Linked DNA regions of Homo sapiens: region 2 is linked to region 1. The links are chromatin loops, found by intact Hi-C in ENCODE. Cell type or tissue: mammary epithelial cell. All regions are shown on one strand. Each heading gives the region's core, and the rest is flanking DNA. Links, peaks and the distances in the headings are about the cores only.

Evidence for each region. Peaks named below come from ENCODE experiments on the same cell type or tissue, not always from the same donor. Only the 100,000 strongest peaks of a DNase experiment are listed, where the experiment ranks them.
Region 2: it touches region 1 in a loop (5-fold over the local background); 16 of 110 quality-filtered maps call a loop at or near these places.

What each region holds. Positions count from the first base shown.
Region 1 is chr9:109,466,302-109,474,637 of GRCh38, forward strand. All of the region lies in intron 1 of PTPN3 (protein tyrosine phosphatase non-receptor type 3), which reads right to left. Among named protein-coding and RNA genes, the nearest start is that of PTPN3, 28 kb to the right of the region's middle. In mammary epithelial cell, for the core only: a CTCF peak has its summit at 3,538 (motif pointing left); DNase peaks (open chromatin) are centred at 520, 1,830, 3,540, 5,960 and 1 weaker place; H3K27ac peaks cover 3,488 bases.
Region 2 is chr9:109,516,369-109,524,704 of GRCh38, forward strand. It overlaps a transcript of PTPN3 not described here. Among named protein-coding and RNA genes, the nearest start is that of MIR3927, 9.0 kb to the left of the region's middle. In mammary epithelial cell, for the core only: a CTCF peak has its summit at 4,310 (motif pointing left); DNase peaks (open chromatin) are centred at 4,323 and 4,623; H3K27ac peaks cover 315 bases.

The DNA of each region.
Region 1 (8,336 bases), core at 103-8,102:
AACAGGATAGACAAATTTGACAGAGAAAAATGGGGGAGGGTCTAAGTAGAATGTAGCTAGCTACGGTAGTGTGCACCTGTAGTCCCAGCTACTCTGGAGGCCAAGGTGGGAGGACTGTTTGAGCCCAGGCATTAGAGCCCAGCCTGGGCAACACAGCAAGACTCTATCTCTTAAAAAATGAAAGCAAGCAAGAAAAGAAAGAAGGAATGCAGAGGGGAGGGGAGACAGATGTCCCATAGACCAGTGCTTCTCACACTGCAGTGTGCATACAGAGTGCTTGGGGATCTTGTTAAAATGCAGACTCTGATTCAAGTAGGTCTTGATAGGACCCAAGAGTCTGCATCTTGTCTCCCAGGTGATGACCAAGCTGCTGCTGCCAGGGTCCATTCTGGCAGACGCAAGTCACGGGTAATTGGAAAAGTAGCGCCTAATGTCAGGGCATGGCTAGAGAAAAGATTTGGGAGTCAGTACCAAGGAGTAGTAGGTGACTCAGCTCTTAGACGGATGTGGCCAAAGCAGATTGGAGGACTAAGAAACAAGCTTCAGGGAATGACAGGGGGCACCGGTTAGGTGTAGAAAGAGAAACCGCAATGATGAAAGCTGTGCAGAAAGTACATCCAGGAAGAGAAGCACTTGGTCTCATATCATTATATTTAAGGAGCTCCAAGCAAACCTCCCTTCTTCCTTAGATAAGGATAGAGAGTCTGAAATACTAATAAAAAAAAAACTTCCTGGGACCAGCAGTGCAAAGGAACTTATTCAGTCGCTTATAAAATTCCACCCACCCCACCACCTCCGCCTTGCCCTTTCCAATGAAAATGTCATCAGAAGCAGGGATGCATTTTCTGAGTAATACAAAAAGTTATCAAAAGACAACAAATGTGTTCCATAATGCTTTAACCACATTGACTTTAAAATGTCAATTTTATTTTTTAGTTCTTGTCTAAGAATCTCAGGTGGGTTACATTTTTTTTTTTCAAAAGACACAATAGAACCATTTCAAGTTGGTTTTAGTGGGAGGTGCACATCAGAATCACCTGAGGAGCTTTTAAAACCTGCCTGTCCCCGCACCCCCAGTGGTGATTCAGCATCCTCAGGTGTGGCGCAGGATCACATTCCCTTTGGGAGCCCTCAAAGTAACAGCCAGGAAGACGAGGACTAAAGGAGTGGGTTTCCAGGGAACCTCAGGGTGTGTTTTGGATGGATGGCCTTAGAATACAGGCTCTGCGGAATCTAAGCCATGCACTATGTGGATGAATTCACTGTGTGTGATAAGAGGTGGGCAGTTGTTCTGTGGAACAGCTAAAGCAGAGATAGTCACACAATGACCCCAGGCAGAAAAAAACTAAGATTTGAAACAGGTGCCTCCAAATGAAAGTCACATGGGCTGATGCTCCAATGGTGGACACTGATTTCCAGACTTCACCTGAGCAGCTCCTGCTCGTGCTGGCGTGGGTGCCGCTGGGACTTATTCATTTCACCGTGGTTAGCAATGATGCTGTCCAGCACAGTCACACAGCTAGCTGACAAAATAAAGCCCACCAGCAACCCAGGAGAGACAGACTTCCCTTTCTCACACCCATCTCTGATTGTTACATAAAGGGCTTGAAACCTAATGACAATGTCATAAATAGGTATTTTATGAAAGCTGCAGAAATCTTCCTACAATGGTTCCTAAAGCAAACCTTGGTAAGAATGAGCCTGATGTTGAATAACCCAATAATTGAGCCATGTGGTATTTTCAGATTGTCTTGAAATTACATCTTAAACAATCTGGTCGGGACAATGGATGCTGACTAACTGCCCTGTTTCCTGTACTACAGCAATTGGGGAACTCAGGGTTTCTATGGCTTCCTTTATAAGCCTCTTAATTCTAAACAAAGCCACAACCCAACCAGGAACATGCTGGCCTCTCTGACACAAATGATTACAGCTGCTGCTGATGCATTTTATAATATGGAAGCCAAGCTTGTTCTTTGCATGAGTTTAAAAATCCATTATAGCTTTAGAATGTTTTAAACAATAGCAAACGAAGCTCTATTGTGGATACAGTTTTTTTTTTTGTTTGTTTGTTTGTTTTTTTGAGACAGAGTCTTGCTCTGTCCCCCAGGCTGGAGTACAGTGGCGTGATCTCGGCTCACTGCAAGCTCCTCCTCCCGGGTTCACGCCATTCTCCTGCCTCAGCCTCCTGAGCAGGTGGGACTACAGGCGCCCGCCACCACGCCCGGCTAATTTTTTGTATTTTTAGTAGAGACAGGGTTTCACCATGTTAGCCAGGATGGTCTCGATCTCCTGACCTCGTGATCCGCCCACCTCGGCCTCCCAAAGTGCTGGGATTACAGGCGTGAGCCACCGCGCCCGGCTGTGAATACAGTTTTTAATCAAAGATTATACTTGGAAAATACAGCAAGAGGCAACACCTCACTTTGTAAACAGTAGGGGCACAATAAAGACCATGAGAGTTAGAGTTGCACATGGAAAGTGCCTAGCACATGTGGGACACATACCAGGCACTCAATGAAAGGCATTTTATTAACGTTAAACTTCTAATGCCATTGGGTGCTGTCTACAGATTCCAGATTTTGTAGGGCAATCCTGATTTCAAACGACTTACAGATATATGAATGTTCCATTTCTTAAAGTTTTATGTATCCACTTTAATAAAGACAGCTTGCTAGAGTTAAAAGATAGTTGTGATAGATATGTGATACATCTTTGAGCTGCTCTACAAACTCAGGGGAACCAGAAGCAGTAGCATGCTGGCACAAATTGCCACACCCTGGGCCCATGAGACACCAGAGCCCTGGGAGTCAGGGTTGGGTAACAGGGCTGCTACTAGGGCTCCTCCCTGGCTGCCCTGAAGCCTGAGACAACGAAAGGGTAATGCCGCCGCTTTATTTCCAAAGGGTCTGTCTACATTCGGATCTGGGAAACTGTTCTTTCGCAAGCCAATGAACCATAGACACAAAGAAGGGAGAGGAACACATGCAAATGACAGAGCAAACCCAACTCCACTATTATAATTTTAAATAAAGAGGCCGGCGCAGTGGCTCACGCCTGTATTCCCAGCACTTTGGGAGGCCCAGGTGGGCAGATCACCTGAGGTCAGGAGTGTGATACCAGCCTGGCCAACATGGTGAAACCCCGTCTCTACTAAAAATACAAAAATTAGCTGGGTGTGGTGGGGCACGCCTGTTATCTCAGCTACTTGGGAGGCTGAGTCAGGAAAATCGCTCGAACCCGGGAAGCAGAGATTGCAATGAGCCAAGATCGCGCCATTGCACTCCAGCCTGAGCGACAGAGTGAGACTCTTATCTCAAATAAATAAATGGCAAAGTATTCCATATTCTTATTTTTTAAAGTAAGGGACTTAGGCCTCTAATTGAAGAATATGAGTTCCGTTGAAAAAAAGGAGGAGAATAAGAAAACAGTCTTGATTTATAAATACCCAATTTGTAAGTAACCTGTATAAATGAATCATGGGTGGCTCACTACAGTAATCAACCTACATCAAGCTGGCCTAGCCCAATGCCACCACCTAGTGGCGATCAGAGGAAGACATGCCACCTCCTACGCTGGCATTCAAGGGAAACAGGGACAGCTCTGCTCTTTCTTGCTTATCACTTCCAGTTCAGCTTATTTCAAAAATCCTTTTTGCAGTATAGAAGCCCTTCTCCGTGGCGCAGTCCCCTTTTCCCAATTCTTCCCTATGAACTCAGGAAAGCGCCTTCTTCCCTCTACTTTTTTTTTTTCCTTTTAGCTATTTCTGAGCTCCAACAGATGACCGATCTAGAGAAGGGCATTTCTAGCATGGAAAAGTACATGTACTATCAGCCACCCTAGACAATGATTCATCAAATTAAGTGCACTTCTCGTCAAATGCCAATATTTAACGTATTGCAGACACATGCTTCATTCATTTAGCAGCTAATATAGTACCAGCGTTGTTCTCTCTCGTCACTGTAGACACACAGATGCTGGGTTGCATTATGTGGTATCGAGTTCTTTGTGGGGCCAACCATGGCCCCAACAAGCAACAATCACTCGCATTGCTCACGCCTTTAGGAAGACAGAAACCATGCTTTCCTACTGCTGTTGGTACCTCAAAGAGGACAGCTTCTCATTCCAGTCTGTTTTAAAGCCAGGCCTAACTGTTCCTTAAACTCCTCTGAAGTAAGTGGGGTATTCCCTTCTAAAGATAAAATTTACTAGTGAGACCATCATATCTACAAAAAAAAAAAAAAATTAGCTGCATGTGGTGGCACCTGTCTGTAGTCCTAGGTATTTGGGAGGCTGAGGTGGGAGAATCGCTTGAGCCCAGGAGGTCAAGGCTGCAGGGAGCTATGACCGCACCACTGCTCTGCAGCCTGGGCAACAGAGCGAGACCTCATCCAAAAAAAAAAAAAAATTTACAAACACTTGGGTGGGGATTTATTTATCATTTATTAAGCACTAAGATGAGCTCAAACTAAGAATGTCTGCTCACTGATCAAGATATTAAAAAAATAGTGACTGAAATGAGACTTTCTTTTTAACCAGTGACTTAAAACTAGCGTACACAAGAATCATCTGGGGACTTGTTAAAAATGCAGATTCTTGGTTACCATCCACAGAGATTTTGGTTCAGTAAGGGCCCAGGAAACTGCATTGTAAAACAAAAAATAATTTTCTGGACTTATAGAAAAGTTGCAAGAAAAACAAACTCCTGTGTAACCCTTTTGCCCTGGATTCAATTGTTAACATTTTGGTACATACGCATCTTTTTTTTTTTTTTTGAGATGGAGTCTCACTCTTGCCCAGGCTGGAGTGCAGTGGCGCAATCTCAGCTCACTGCAACCTCCGTCTCCTGGGCTGAAGCAATTCTTGTGCCTCAGCCTCCCGAGTAGCTGGGGCTACAGGCCTGTGCCACCACGCCCAACTAATTTTTGTATTTTTAGTAGAGACAGTGTTTCACCATGTTGGCCTAGGCTGGTCTTGAACTCCTGACCTCAGGTGATTTGCCTGCCTTGGCCTCCCAAAGTGCTGGGATTACAGGCGTGAGCCATCGTGCCCGGCCCACATACACTTTATTTCCCATGTCTCTCATCTGTATACACACACAGACACACCAGGCTTTTCTCTGAACCACTTGCTGCAGAGATCATGCCCCTTTATCTCGAAATATTTTAGCATGTATCTCCCCCTAATAAGGGCATTTCATAACCACAGTACAATTATCACACTGAAGAAATTTAACTGATAAGCACTTATCTAATATCCAGTCCATACTAAAATTTTGCAAATTGTTCCAAAGATGTCCTTTATTTATCTTCCCCGATCCACAATCCAAATCAGGATCATGCCTGGTTTTACTTGTCATATGGAAGGCACTTTTTTTTTTTTTAAAGAGACAGGGTACTCATTATGTTGCCCAGGCTGGCCTCAAACTCCTGGGCTCAAGCAATCCTCCTGCCTCAGGCATCCTAAGAAGCTGGGACTACAAATGTATACCAACGCACCCAGCTTGAAGTTGCATTTTAAATAAATACCCCCTGACCCTCATGGCAATGGTGCAGCTGGTCTGAGAGCCACACGGTGGAAAATCTTCCACCAGACAATCTTCAGAGTTCCTTTTGGTTCTGCCTGTCTATGCTTACAGCCAGGGTCTTTGTTAGGTGGGCATCCTTATGTCAGTTTTACTGTCTACATTACAAGTCACCTCCCAGAGCTAAATAGAGTTTCTGTAGCTTGGCAGCTGTCCCATCACTCGGTCTGGGAGAAGTGCTTCCTAAATCATTGTTGATGAAGTAACAGATTTTCCAGTCTATATGTCAGTGCTGGGATTAGTACTGTTGTCTAAATAGAGAAGAAAGCAACAGGAAAACTGCCATCATTCAAAAAGGACTGTATCACTTGATATTGCATAACCAGATGTCTTGGCTTGTTCACTCAAATGAGTTCACATCATTCACCAACACCAATGCTTAACAATTTGTCCAAATTATAAAAGGCCACACAATGCACACACCCTTCCTCAGAAACCCGTTGAGTCAACCAGCACTTTCTTAAAGCAGCAGCAATGAAACAAGATGCATACATTTTGTGCTATTTATCAGGCTTTGAAAATGTTCTTTTTAAAAATGTTATTTAATATTTTCTGTTTTCACCATCATTTTTATTTTTTTGCGAACGTTCTTAATGAAATTCAGCCCAACTAATTAAAAATTAGTCATTTCAGTTTTCATTTGTGAAATGCCCAAATATCTTAGAAAACACTTTCCTATACATTTCCCTTTATTAGTTTTAAAATAAGTACAGTTGATAACAAAATTACTGTACAACTGGTACCTGGAATTTAATCTTTTTCCTCATAACTCTATAATTTCATAAATTGATCAACACTACCTTCTGCCATTTTTAGCCTGCTTTCTTGGCTTTTAAATTTTCCAAAGTACAATACTACATAACAATACAAAGATAAATACACTAAATACACTAACTTATTTTTAAAATTAGGTTTTAATGTAAACATAATCGTGACTGAATACTTGCTAAACTAGAAAAACAAACGTCCTTATTCAGGGAGGAATACCTCATATGGCTAATTCAACGTTAAAGCCAAGAAACAAATTTATCCTGAACCTATATACTAAAACATTAATTTTTAAATAACATTTTTAAAGCATAAAGTCTGCTAATGAATAACACAGTTGACAATGCCAGTGCTGGTGAACAAAACTTTTTAAAAATTTGGGTATTTATGAATGTGTTAATACCTTTTATGAAAAAATGATTTATGAACATATTTAATACTCGAGTCTTCAGATTTTTCTCTAGCACAAGGGAGACACACTCACACAGGTCACTTTAATAATACAGCACAATACTCCGTCGAATCATCTTGCAGTTGTCAATCCTGATACTCCAAAAGTACAATTTTGGGATCAAATCATTTGTTCTACAGACCCTGTAATTTGTTCGGGGAGTGGCTCTCTGACTGAAGCCCCTGGGAAGCCCGGGTGGAGTCATTTGTAGGACCCGTTGTATTCAAACTGAGATCTGTAATTACTGGCCTTCTTTTCATACGACTTCAAAATGTCAAATAGTTTTCTTATTATGGAGTTGGGGTTTATTTATAGGTTTTATTTATAGGTTCGACACCATGACACTTGCAAAACTAACAAAATAAAAGTTATACTTGATCCTGGCAGGGTAAGAAGTAGTAGTTTTAAGCTCCCTGAAGGGCAAGATAAAGAATGCTGCGGGAGCCGCGGGCAGTTTCGGGAAAGAGGTAATGTTGCTATAAAGAGAAACCAATCTCTTAAGTGCCATGAGCTGGGTTTTCAGTGTTGTGATGAGAAGCTAGTAACTAAAACACAAAGTTTGCCTTGAAGCCGGCAGAAAACTCATGCTAAGTATATTAAATGAAGCCATTCAATTTAAAGAAAAACCTTTTTCTTGAAGTATCACAGAGAGAAAAAGTACAAATGCTAAATATAGTGCTCCCCAGGAGCCCAGCAGGAGCCCCTCATGTCCTCTTCCAGACACTCCCTTCCACAGGTGACCACTCTCTCCTGACTTACAACGCCATCCTCCTGAGTTTTTTAAAAATTAGATTGTGTTAGAAGTTCTTTTTTTTTTTTTTAAAGAGTTTTAGGAAATCTGATTATGATGCAGTGTCAAACAGCACACCCCCAAATTCCACAGGTCTCAACTTTCCCTGGGTTGCTTCTCGGTACCCATGTGGATGTCTTGGGTGGGTTGCAAAGAAATAAGATTTGGTTTTGCCCAGGTAGTCACTGAACAGTGACTGGTAACCTTTCCCCACTGCGCGCCACCTTGGTGAACCCAGACACTTAAGAGCCAGCAAACCTGCCTCCTGGGAGAAAAATAGGGCAAATGCCAGCCCATGGGGGGGTTTTAACCAAGTCATACTGAGGAAAATGACATCAGGACTTACCCCAGACAAGCTGTCCCCACGACAGCCTCCAAGCAACCTGCATCTGACTACGATTTCATGGGCTTGTCAATCTTGTTTACAATTACTTTTAGCCTCCTTGGTTGCTACTTTGGCAAAGGAGTTCCGCATCATTTACTCTCTCGATGTTCATTTACTCTGTGCCGTCTCTGCGCCAGGCCAGGGAGTGGGCAGTATCAAGTTCTAGGGGAGAGGAAGCCCCAGGGTGCTGGAGGAACACAAGGAGGGCTCTGGATCCACCAGGGTGGGGTGGGTGTCAGGACCGGTTCACAGAAATTTCATGGGGAGTCTTGCAGGATAAGGGGTATTGGCCAGGGAGAAGCTGCAGCATTCCAGACACTGCAAAACCCATGTGCAAAGGTTGGGGGGGAAAATGCAC
Region 2 (8,336 bases), core at 104-8,103, 50 kb after region 1:
TCCTGTCTGGTGGGTTAGAGAAGCTTTCAAGGACAAGATGATACTTGAAATGGGTTTGACAGGCAGGGAGGAGTTGACCAGCTACAGAAAGGGGAGAACATTCTTGGAAGAAGGTGAACAAGCATATACATTTAAGATCCATGGTGAGGGTGTAAGGGTGTGTGTAGGGGGATGGTGGGAAGTGGTAGAAAATGAGGTGGAAACTCAGGCATAGCCAGGTGTACACAGCTTGTATACTACAACCAGGAGTCTGGACTTGGTTCCAAGGGCACTGGGGAGCATTGAAGATTGTAAGAAGGGGAGTAACACATTTGTATTTTGCTTATTTAAAAGACCATCGGGCAACAATGATTGTGGAGAAGGCAAAGACTCTTGCTAGGTCATTGCACTAATAAAAGGGAACAATGAAGACCACCTGGCAGGCTGGTGGAAAACAAGAGAAGTGAAGGGATGGGAGAGGTAGACCTGGTTACTGAAGAATGGGAGAGCTCCCAGGTTTCTACTTAAACTACTGGGCAGATGGTGACACCATTCATTTAGGTTAGGGGACTTGCGAGGTGAGCAGGGATGGAATAGGGGTCCTCTTAGGCACATGTGGATAGGAGGGAACTGTGGGGCCTCCAAGCATATATTCCGTAGGCAGCTGAATACTCAGAACTCAGGAGACATAGGTATTCGGGTGTCATAGTGTGTAGATAGTGGTTGAAGCCATGGGTTTGATTTGTTACTTTGCCTGGCCATAGCTGGTGCTTGCAGAGGCACTGAAAAGTCATCCTCACATGTTGAGGATGATCTTTGGAGCCCCAGAAGAATCCCTAGATGGACCTAAGAGTTATCCTAGGAAATCCCAAGCAAGGACCATTTTTATTCACCTTTGTGTGGCCAGAACTCTCCACAGGGCTTGGAAGTTAATACATGCTCAGTTACATTGGATGAATGTGTTGAGGTTCTCTGATCCTTTGAGGTCCCCCAGGCCTGGGGAACCAACATCATCAGGTCCCAATACCTGGAGGTGATGCTATAAGTTCAAATTATGAATTAACCAAGTTAAGAATTATTGTAATTCTATACTTCCAGAGATCCTCTAACGGTACCCACTGCTATACCGTCCAAAGCGCCTGTTCAAGGTAGTGGTTATCAAAAATGAATGTGAATTAAAATCAGCTGGGGAAATGTCCTACAACTATGGATTCCCAAGCCTCATAGGTATTTGATTTAGGTCTAGTTTGGAGATAGGTATTTTGATTTAGTAGGTCTGGGTTGGAGCCCAGGAAGTCTGCTTTTGAAACAAGCTCCTGAAATAGTTCTGATGACCATGTGATGGAAACCATAATTTGGGGAAAGCCTCTGGTGCTGGCTGTTCTCCCTTGCCCATCCAGATGTGCTCTCTACTTCTAGTCACTCTGGCCTGTGCCTGCACAGCTGCCTTCTGTGGCCTGGACCATCTGGGCTTCTTTGGCCTCTGGCTGCCATTGGGTTCCATCAGTGGGAGACCCTAGCAGAAGCTGGGTAGGATGAGAGAGAGGGTGGACATTGAGTCTCCTGGCCACTCCCTGCAGGCTGTGGTTTGGCAATGACTGCATCCATGATGCCTGTCAAGCAGGTCCTCTCTCCTGGCTGCAGCTCTTGCCAAATCCTTCACCAGCTCCCTTTCTTTTCCCCTGCAGGCCTAGGGGTGGTTACGGCTTCCTGCAGTGGCTGGTCTCTGGGTGCTTCACTATGGTTTCCTTTAACCCTGCTCAGGTCTCTCTAAGTAATCCCTTCATTACATACTCTCCAGTTACCTCTTTGTTCCCTCTGCTCCTGCCAAGACAGGAAAACAAAAACATTGACTGGAAAGAGTCAAGAATTCTGGGCTCAGTTCAATTCAATTCAGCAAACATTTACTGAGTGAGGTCCTCTCAGCCAGGCTCTATGCCAGGAGCTGAGGTTACAGAAAAGAACTCAGACATGGCACCCACCTCCTGCAGAGTTCACAGCTTCATGGGATGCTAGAGGGCCCCTGGTGTGGCTGCACTGGAGGTGGAGTAGAGGCTGAGATTGTCATGCCTAGTCCAATTGGAGGCAGAGAGATGCAGAGAACCTTTGGCCATAGGATGCTCCCATTGGACAGGTGCTGATCAGGGTGACCCAGCCTCTAGGTGATCTGTGTGGTCTGGGTGCCTCCTGCCATCTCCCAATCACCGTAATTAAGGCTTCCTTCCTTCTAAAGCAGGTTTAATTCACCAGCCTGCCAAGACTCCCCTGCCTCCATCCAGAGGGGTGTTTGGGAGAAAAGAGGAACACTTGTTGGAGTAATGGGCTTGAGGGCCCTGAGGTTACAACTGAAGTAAAGCTCTGGCTGGTATGTGTCACAAACCTCCCATTCAGGGCTCATAATTCCACAAACCATCTCCATTGACTTTAAAGAAGGACATGATCTTGAGCAAGTTCCTTCTCTGCCCTGGGCCACAGTTTCCTCATTCCTCAAACAGGGCTGATAAGGTCAGTGCAGGGAGGCTGACCAGTGCTGTTCATCCAGAAGACTGAGAATAAGAAAAAGCATACTTTAAAGGAGTCTGGCAAACTCCTATTCATCCTTCAAAAGCCAACTGAACATTTTACTTCCTCCAGGAAGACTTCCTGGAGCCCCCTAACTTCTCCTTCTCTTGTATTCATCATAGTCTCCGGTAACATGACCACCAGCCTGCCTAGTCCACTTGACCTCTAGATTCCTCAAACATCTGTCTCTTTCTCTCCAGAACCCAGCACTGGGCCTAAGGCATATCAGGGCATCAGAAAATGTGTTATGAACTGAGTCAAAAGGAATTCTTCCTGCAACAGAAGAAGTAGTGCAGAGGGTTCACGTTACAACTTTCGACTTTACAGTGGTGTGAAAGCAATACACATTCAGCTGAACATCAATAAGAGATACCAATACTTCATTATAAAACAAGCTTTGTGTTAGATGATTTTGCCCAACCGTAGGCTAATGTAAGTGTTTCAAGCATGTTTAAGGGAGACAGGGCTAAGCTATGATGTTCAGTAGGTTAGGTGTATTAAATGTATTTTTGACTTAGTACGTTTTCAACTTATGATGGGTTCGCTGGGATGTAACTGCATCATAGGTCGAGGAGCATCAGTAGTAATACCAGTGACCTTATCAGCCTTGTTTGAAGAATGAGGAAACTGTGGCCCAGGGCAGAGAAGGAACTTCCTCAAGGTCACATAGCCTGTAAATGACATGGTAGCGTTGGGACTTGAAGCCAAACAAACTTGCTGACTGCAAGGGCTGGACTCCTCATGGTGCAGGGAGGCTGACCCGTGCAGGGAGGCTGACCAGTGCTGTTCAGCCAGGAGATTGAGAATAAGAGGACACTTTGATGGAGCAAGTGCTCCTTGCCAGGAACTGTTAAGAGCACATTTGCATCAACGCACTTAACCCTGACAGCCTTGTGAGGTATATGTGTGAACAATGCCCAGTTTGACAGATTAAGATCCAGAGCCTTGAGATGATTAAGAAATGCATCCAAGGGCACGCTGGCTCACGCCTGTAATCCCAGCACTTTGGGAGGCCGAGTTGGTAAGGTTCATGAGGTCAGGAGATCGAGACCATCCTGGCTAACACAGTGAAACCCTGTCTCTACTAAAAATACAAAAAATTAGCCAGGCGTGGTGGTGGGTGCCTGTAGTCGCAGCTACTCAGGAGGCTGAGGCAGGAGAAAGGCATGAACCCAGGAGGTGGAGCTTGCAGTGAGCCGAGATGGCGCCACTGCACTCCAGCCTGGGTGATACAGCGAGAGTCTGTCTCAAAAAAAAAAAAAAAGAAATGCCTCCAAGATCATACCAAGAAGAGGCAAAACTTACCTAGATTTATCTAGAGCCCATGCTCTGCGCCATTGCATTTTCCCCAGGGAACTTGACTCCAATTTCAGATTAGGAAGAAAGACAGCACACAGCTCAGTGTTGTACTGTACTGTATTTGTAAGAGATTTATAAACAGAAATGTGCCTCTACATCATGGCTCCCCTACCTCCCCAAATAAAAATAAAGAAAGAAAGAAATGGAAAGGAAAAAAGAATAGTGCTTCTAGGAGCATCCCGAAGTATATGAATTGAGAGTTTGGAAAATTGACAGCATGACAGAGTAAACTGCAGGCGCCTAGCGGAACATGCTTGCTGTGCTGGGGATCAGCTGTGTGATCCTTTCCTTCTCTGGGCTTCAACTGTTCCCTCATCTTTCTTTCAGAGCCTTCTTGACAGTGTTTCCTTTTGGATTGGCAAGTATGTGGGACAGTTTGTGTCAAGCACACAGTCTCTTTGCGCCCTCTACTGTTCAGTTATAGCACTGTCCGTGGCCTGGTTTGTTAAATTCACGTACGTTAAGGTAAGGGGATGGTGAGCCACAAAGTGCGTCCACAGAAGGCCACAATGTCACTAAGCAAAAGCCAGTCCTCTTCCATCCTAGCAAAGACTCGAAAGTCCTGTTGATCCTGCCCACACAATTTCAATTATTTTCTTAAGTGCTTTTTCCTGAGTGCACTTGCACACACGCCCTCTACACCCACACCCAGTACCACCTGTTATTAGAGTTATCACATTGTATGGGAATTGCCGGCTGACATGTCTTTTTAAGCACGAGGCCTGGCATTACTCACCTTGATAGTCTCTCTCTGCCCTGTAGGAGAGTGTGTGACATGTATACCCTCCACTCAAGTGTATGGAATGTAGAGAACAATGAATCAACAAAAAAAGAGATGGCAATCTGGAGAAAGGTTGGGGTAAAGAGTTGCAGCCAGAGGGGGATGTTCTGAATTCAAAACTTTTTTTAAGGCAGGGTTTCCCTCTGTCGCCCAGGCTGGAGTGCAGTGGTGGAATCATGGCTCACTGCAACCTCCACCTCCCAGGCTCAAGCAATCCTCCCACCTCAGCCTCCCAAGTAACTGGGACCACAGGTGCGCACCCCCACACCCAGCTAAGGTTTTGTATTTTTTGTAGAGATGAGGTATCACCATGTTGCCCAGGCTGGTTTCGAACTCCCGAACTTAGGTGATCCGCCCGCCTCAGCCTCCCAAAGTGCTAGGATTACAGGCATGAGCCACCACGCCTGGCCTTGAGTTTGGAACTATTGCATCCCAGTTTCAGTAAGGTTCCCTCTGCCTGCAACATGTCCCACTTCCTTTGCCCAACTTCACCTGCATCACACCTCTCATCCTTGGGGTGTCAGCTTAGGAATGATCCCTTTGGGAAGCCTTCTCTGATTCCCACTTGTCTGAGTGAGATCTGTTTTCTATTTGCTTCCTCACATCCTGAGGTTTTTCTACCAAAATACTTATCAAACTATATTCCAACTCTGATTTAGTTGTCTTTCCCACTAGACTTGAATTTCCACAAAAGCAAAGACGAGGTCTAGCTTGCTCATCCTGGTACTCCCAGTGCTTTCAAGGGTGCTTGTGTTCATCCTTTTATTTGTAGAATGACTATTATGTTAGAACTAATATGAATGGGCTAACAAATTCCAAGATGGAAATGAAAATCATAGAAGGGACTCAGGGAGCATCTAGTCTTATCCCTTCATTTTACAGATGAGGAAACTGAGGCTTAGAGAGGGTACCTCTCCTTAGAGAGGAAACCGAGGCTTAGAGAGGCTAGAGCCTGTCAGTGGCAGAGCTGGAATTAGCGAGTTATAATGGGGACTTTCTGGGCTTTATTTGCTGTCTGATTTGTCTAAGGAATAAAGGTGTCTTAGGTTCTTGTGACTCAAAGTGTGGACGGCAGACCATCAGCATTAACCGCACCTGGGAATATGTTAAACTCTCAGGACTTACCCTAGACCAGGAGGGCAGCTATCTAGGCTTCTAAATCATTACAGTTCCTTGCAGGAAAGCCATCTGGTCAAGTGGAAAAGAAATCCTAGCCAATGTCTTGTGGCATTAAGTGCAGGCTATAGACCAAAGGCCAAAAGTGTGGGCCCCTCACCTCTCAAAGTTCAGACAGTTTCGAAGTCCAGGGCCTGGCCTGATGGAGGATGATGGCCAAGATTCAGGTGAGCTGACTCAGTGAATAAAGAGGCCTCGAATAAAGAGGACCTCCTGGAAGCACGGCAAAAGCTGACTAGCACGCCTGATGCTGCACATTGTAGCATCCAACCTTGCAGCTATTACACTAAACAAATATTTTTATAAATGTATATTTATTTATACAAAGAATTCCACCCACACTGCTCAAGGTGGTGGTGAAAGTAATATACGCGTACCTGCTAGTGGCATTGTAAACTGCAGCCTGTTTGGAAAACACTACAACATGTAATAACAACTATAAAGTGATTTATCTCCTCAGACCAAGGAATGCCACTCATAGGAAACCATCCTAAGGAGATAATTCAACACAAGTGAAAAGCCACATGCATGAGATGTTTATTAAAGTTAAAAGTGGAAAATACTAAATCAAAAGGGAATGGTTGAGCAAATTATGACATGGTATCTTCATGAAGACCATTCAACTTTAATTATAATATAATTAATATGTCCCACTTCACCTGCTTGGGGTACAATAGTGATGAAGAACATGATCTGTGGGTTTTCAGTTCTGACTCTACCATTTACTGTGTTACCTTGGACAAGTTTACTTAGCTGTTCTATGCCTCAGTTTCCTTATCTGTAAAATGGGGATAATAGCAATACCTATTTTATAGGATTGTTGTGAGGATTAAATTATTTAATTACGTTCATTAAAGTGCCTGGAATAGTGCTTCTCTATAAATTTATATCTTTTTTTTTTTTTTTAATGAGATGGAGTCTCGCTTTGTCGCCCAGGCTGGTGTGCAGTGGTGCGATCTTGGCTCACAGCAACCTCCGCCTCAGGTTCAAGCGATTCTCCTGCCTCAGCCTCCCGAGTAGCTGGGACTACAGGCACGTGCCACCATGCCCGGCTTATTTTTTGTATTTTTAGCAGAGATGGGGTTTCACCATGTTAGCCAGGATGGTCTCCATCTCTTGACCTTGTGGTCCGCCTGCCTTGGCCTCCCAAAGTGCTGGGATTACAGGCATGAGCCACTGTGCCCAGCCTATATCATTTTTTTAAACAGTCAGATTAAATGGCTTGATAGTCGCATACCACCTGGTACAAGAATGCTTTTCTTTCGTCTTCAGAGTCTGACCTCCTAATAAGTTTCAGCCCTCCAGGCATATTTCCCAAGGACTCCTTTGAAGACTCAAGGAGAGAAAACAAGAGAATGTCTTCAACTGGGCTCTGCATTTCATTCTTTATGGCTCTTGTTGCTATGTTGTGTGGCCATTGAAACAGGTGACCTGGGGACCCTCTGGAATTCTCCTTTTCCAGAATTATGCTCAAATGTGGTAACTTCACCCCATACATGCCTAGACTCCCGGATCTTTAGAGCTTATATAAATGTGTACACACATGCACAGACAAACACACACATAGTGTATGCGGCCTTCTGCAAGTCTCTTCCTGAGGGTCCCTGAGTCCCAGTTGCTGAGCATGAATGAGATTCTTTCCTTCCTCTTTCAACCCCTTGGTCTGTTTGCAATGACCTCCCTGGGATGTCATTCCTTTCAGTGGATAACTACTTGGTCCAATGACAATAACAACTGCTGCTGGTCATGGTGGCTCACACCTGTAATCTCAGCACTTTGGGAGGCTGAGGTGGGAGGATTGCTAGAGCCCAGGAGTTCAAGACCAGCTTGGGTAACATAAAGAAACTCTTGTTTCTACAAAAAATAAAAATGTTAGCTGGGCCTGATGTGCACCTGTGGTCCCAGCTACTCAGGAGATGGAAATGGGAGGATCACTTGAGCCCAGGAGGTCAAGGCTACAGTGAGCTATGATCGTATCACTGCACACCAGCCTGGGAAACAGAGTGGGACCTTGTCTCAAAAAAAAACCAGCAGACAAACAAACCAACCCAGCTGCCATTCATTGAAAGCCTGAAGAGTGCCAGTTGTTTTGCTGCTGTGCCTTTACAAACATCCATCCTCAGAATGAACCTATGAAGGAGGTACTATTATTCCCATCTCACAGCTGGAGCCTCTGAAGTTCAGATACATTAAGGAGCTGGCTCAAGACTCACTACTCATGTGAAATGCCTGAGATTTTAACCCAGGTTTGTCTAACTCCAAAGCCCACACTCAGAATCATGAGCCTAAACTGCCTCCCTGTGTAGGGATATAAACAAGAAGTTTATAATAAATGGTAACTGCAAAAGTAAAAGCTAAGTCACATTGCCACAATGAATATAATTGTGTAAAAATATGTCTGCATGTGGACAAAGCCTTGAGAATATTTGCTGTGCAAGACTGATAGGATCGTTATGGATTCTTTTCCTTTTAAGTAATT